Regions from separate parts of the Homo sapiens genome. Here region 1 is linked to region 2. Evidence: chromatin loops called from intact Hi-C (ENCODE). Cell type or tissue: psoas muscle. All regions are shown on one strand.

Region 1 (2,500 bases), 600 kb after region 2:
GTTGTTCCATGCTTGTTTGTTGAATAAAAGCAAGAATATTTAACTTATTCTTGAAATAGAAAGTGAAATATTTTTCCAACTTTGAGATCCTCTTACATGGAACTATAGTGCATCTATATTTATTTCTTCATATCTTTTTCTTAATCCTGATGTTAATTTTGCATATGCCGATTTTTAGACACTCATTGAAGGCATAATTGCAAAAAGGTGGAACTAGGGATGGAAAAGCAAAGGAGAGAGGGCAGAAAACAAAGTAGGAGAAAGTTTGTACAGTGTAGTCTTGATTGCTTCTCAGTCTTTTGGCTAAGATCAAGTGTATAGCATGGTCTTGGCTCAGCTACAGAAAGTGGATGTGAAATAATCGTGGCCTTAAAACTACTTGGGAATGGGTTGGAGTGAAGAAGCTGATAGATGTCTTAGAAGAATCAGGTACCTCTTCTGTCTTTTCATGTGCACATGAGGTAGCATTAAGGCTGTGTTTAACTTCTGTATTTGGGAGAGCGGTTGAGAAATACCTACTTAGCTCTGGCAATATGACTGAGTTAAGTAAACATTTCCCAGACTGTTCATATCTCAAGCTCCCAAGTTAACTGCAATTCGAGACCTTAAAGGCATGTTTCAACAGTTCATAATTATAAAGCACTGAACATTTAAATGGAAGACCAAGAACAACAACAACAAAAGAAAATATCAATCAAATGCTTTTTTTCGATATGTAGATCAGCAAAATGAATTACAAGCATTTCATTTACACTTCAAAGATAGAAGATCTTGAAATACCTCAATCACATGAAACAGAGGTTGGCAAACTACAACCTGCAGAATAAATCTGGCCTGCCACCTGTTTTGGTAAATAAAGCTTTACTGGAACACAAACATGCTCGTTCATTTGCATATTGTCTATGGCTGATTTGAGCTACACTAGCAGAGTTGAGTAATTCAGACACAAACCAGATGGCCTGCAAAGCCTAAAATATTTACCGTCTGCTCCTTTAAAGAAAATGTTTTTCCAGCCCCTGACATAGAAGAAGGTAAATGGAAACTACGCTTGTACCTCTGTGAATACCAGTCACTCAAGATGTGTAAAATATCAATGGTATTCTCTTCATATTACCTTTGCTATCTTTGCTATTTCATTTGGTGACCTTGTATTGAGCATTCTGGCTTGAATATGGGACTCAGGTATATCCAGGCAGGGGAAGTGAGAGCTCTAGAAGCCCGCTTTCATGGGGACTGAGGAGCATCTTTGGAGAACTTCATTTGGGGCAAGACCAAGTCAGGAACACAGGGCTCACCTCAGTAACAGAGTGTTGGCTGCCACCAAGGGGCATTTCTGAGTACAGCTCGGTTTCAGTTATTGAAATTTGTTTTCCAATCACAACTTCATCAAACTTACCTTTTCTTTCTCATGAAATCAGGAACCAAAATTATTCTGAGTTATTTCACAGAAGTATCTTTAAGAAATCAGTCATATACAGTGCTGCTTCGCAATCCCTTTGAAGGGGCATAAACACACAAAAATGAAAGGGAAAGAGGCATCTCTCCCTTCAGTGCCACACAATAAATGTCATGCAATTCTGGCAATGTGTTGACTCTGGTAAGGTTTTGGTATCAAGGAATGTGGTGACCAAGATGGTGGATGGCTGTAGAGGGCAGAGTGCCTACTTAGTGAAGCTTGGTTGAACAGAAAGTTTGAACAGAAAGAAGCACTGGCCCTTGGAGCTTGGGCTGCAGTATAAGAAGTGCAGAGGAAACCTCAGCTCCGGCAGAGTGGCCCCGAGGGCCAGGGACTTGGCAGAGCTGGATGATGCTTAGAGACCATCACTCAGCACTCAAGTTTCAGCCAACTTTCTGAGTTACCCCTGACCACACTGGAGTGGAAGAAATAAATATTTTGTTCTCATCAGAATTATTTTTCCCTTTGTTTAAAAGTAGCTGAGGGAATCAGAGTAGATAGGAATCAGAGAATTGCTTTTGTGCCAGCAGGAATATAAGGAAAAGAGAATGTGCCTTCGGTTTGCTCTTCCTCCTAACCTCAAGCCATGAGTTTTTTTCTTCCCCAGGAAGTAATGACCTTTAGGCTCACATGCTTATCTTTACAGGTTTGCAAAGAACCAGTGCAAAAGCCCTTTCACCACACCAGAGAGATTTTGAGGCCAAGCTCCAAAACTCTAAGGGAAAGAGAGGCCAGCTGCTGAGAAAATACAGGTCTCTTTCCAAATCAAAGAAAGACAATCTTTCCCTAACTTTGATCACGTCACTTAATCTTTCATAGTCTAAGCTAAAAAATTAATACTATTTATAGAGAGATTCTTCCAAGAAAGGGGCCCTATGCCTTTTATTTTCAAGAAGTATTTCCTCTATAATGGGTGTAATGTGCTTTCTGGAGGAATGGCTTATATGTAAGAATGATACTTCACCTATAGACCATTGTAAAATTTCCTCAAATTCATCACAGAAGTAAAATGAAAGCTAGGGATGATGGGTAGCCAGCTCCACA
Region 2 (2,500 bases):
CATGTGTGAGTTTATGAGTGAGTGTGCTTTTTACAGAGTGCAGTTAATCCCTTTAGAGATGTTTTTGCTCTGTCAGTTTCAGCTGAAGAAAACATGGTGAGAACCATCTTTGCCACCTTAAAGCCAAAAGTCCACTGAGCAGAATGGCTCACTTTGTTTCTATCAAGATTCTCTCTGCCCAGCTCTCTGTCTGAAAGATCATGAATGTGTTTGACCTGCACTGGTGAGATGAAATGACAGCCACTCCAGGGTCTCATGTGTGCACGATGTTCCTTCTCTAACACATTTCAAGCAAACTGATGACACGCTGTGGTGCTGAACTATGTCTCATGTTAACAAATTCTGGTTAGCTATCCTATTTCCACTCAAAATGTGGGGAGTCCTTTTGTTAATCTCTCAATACATTCAAGAGAAGATTTCACAGACAAGCCAGAATTTGAGCTAGACCTCCAAGGCCAAATTGGAAGTCTGTAGGAAGATGTTCACTAAAATGTAAGCAATGAATTTGGAATAATTTTTATTCTTATGCCTCTCTACAATTTAGGGGGGATCGCTACCTAAAAATAACAGTAACACAACAGGAATCACCCTGAAGCTTTACTCAATATGTTTTCTTAAGTAACTGCCTAGAAAGTATTCTGGGTTTCTGAGACCATTTTCCAAGATCCTTTGGAATTTAGAATGTCTGAAAATTGCATTTAGCCAAGGCTGGTTGCTCTGTAAAAATCTTTTTTGATATAATACCATTTGAAGATACCACTTGGAGGAAGCAAATAAAAGTGGATGACTTAGCAGGAAGCTGTCAGCTGTCAACATGCTACTTCTTAATATATCCTTGGGGCTTATGGGGTCATCCTTTGCATGGATTCCTGCTATTTTGGGCAGCGTGACTGGCTCAGATTCCAAGTCAAATGCTCCCACTGTTTGACCAGTAGGTGGCAGTTCAAAACAACATGAAACTAGTAAGTTCGCAGGGGTTTTAAGAAGTTTCCTCCTCATCTCTTATTATTCTCCAAATAAGATCCAGTTTCCAGTCCCACCTAGGAAGCTCAAGCCTTCACCTGCAGGGGCAGAGCCCCTCATGCTGGGAATGGCCAAGGGGAAAACAAAACAGAACACACTGCGCCTTCCCATGTGCCTTCCCCGGGATAGTTCTTTGTTTCCTTATGCAAGCTCCATGCCCACTGAGGATGCTTACCTCATTGGAATGCGTTCTGTTTTGGTGTTTGGCGCGATCAGAGGCATTTGAGAAAGCCTTGTTGCAACCTTCGTGCTCACAGACGTATGGTTTCTCTCCAGTGTGAGATCTCAAGTGTGTTTTCAAGTTTTCTAGTCTCGAGTAGGCCTTTGTGCAACCTTCAAACTGAGGACAACAGGTAAATCTGGATTACTCTGCACAATGGCAACAGCAGCTTATGCCTAACACGCCCTCCAAGTTGATGAAAAACTGATGTTTCAAGGGTCAGCAGCTTTTCAAAACCCAGGAACAAAAAGTCCACTAAACTCTGCATTTATTGGGATTCAGATGTAGCTTGGTGTAGTTCCAGATAAAGAGTTTTCAGTGCCAGTAAAAGTCCTGAAGTTTTTTTTTTTAATAGACCGCTCAATGTGGACAATGGGTTTCATTATCTGCTCATTGATCTCCTCAAATTCCCACTGATTTCAGATTCAGCACAAAGTTCATTAATATAGCTTTGTGTCCATACAAAGACATGGAATTTGATCATGTTTGTAAAGGGCCTTTAAGATGTAAAGTACCAGGGCTCAGCGTGCCCAGTGCGCCTCGTGGGCACCTCAGTGAAGAATGCACAACCTTGCGGCACCCCCTTCCCATTCCATACGCCTATGCCTGAGGACTCACTAGGAAAGGAAGGGAAAACTTTAAAACCTCGTATAGGGATTAGCTGTTTTAAAAGTCAACTTCAACTCTGTAAGTTGGAAGCTGGCACTTCCCTTTGCCTTCCAAGCCCCGTGGTACCATAAGCTGTTGGGCTGCGGCCAGCAGGGTGGCCCGCTATTCATTCCCAGTGCCAGCCACCACTGCCCCCTTGCCACTGTGCAGAGCTGCGCTGTCCAACTCAGTCACTCAAACACCGAGGCATTTATCACCAGACAATACTCTAGTCCTCTTCTCTTGCCACCCAACCACGCTTCCCCTGAGCTGGTGTCATCAGTTTGCACAGCTCTTATGAGTATGGGGAAGGACCCAAGTGTGCCTGCCACCCACTTCTGTACTCACAGTGCATTTGTGAGGCTTCTCGCCCGTGTGTCTTCTCATATGCACTACCAACATATACTGGGCTTTGAAGGGTTTCTGCTCTCTTGAGCAGTCCAGCCACCTGCACACGAACTCCTTCTTCTCTCCATGAATATGGTCGTTATTTATATGCTGGGGTTTGGAAAAAGAGAGAGAAATCAAATGGAAACGTATTCATCATTTCTGAAGGCGACAGAAGAAAATGCAGAAAATACCCCAATCTTAAAAATTCTAAAGACCACA

Evidence for each region. Peaks named below come from ENCODE experiments on the same cell type or tissue, not always from the same donor. Only the 100,000 strongest peaks of a DNase experiment are listed, where the experiment ranks them.
Region 1: it touches region 2 in a loop (2.0-fold over the local background); 13 of 110 quality-filtered maps call a loop at or near these places.

The regions. Positions count from the first base shown.
Region 1 is chr7:42,573,575-42,576,074 of GRCh38, forward strand. No RefSeq gene overlaps it. Among named protein-coding and RNA genes, the nearest start is that of LINC01448, 130 kb to the right of the region's middle. In psoas muscle, a CTCF peak has its summit at 1,336; no DNase peak of the experiment used is centred here.
Region 2 is chr7:41,976,360-41,978,859 of GRCh38, forward strand. It overlaps GLI3 (GLI family zinc finger 3), which reads right to left. Exons shown (of 15, transcript NM_000168.6): 11 at 2,240-2,389; 12 at 1,199-1,363. Among named protein-coding and RNA genes, the nearest start is that of GLI3, 260 kb to the right of the region's middle. In psoas muscle, a CTCF peak has its summit at 940 (motif pointing right); a DNase peak (open chromatin) is centred at 892; H3K27ac peaks cover 1,555 bases.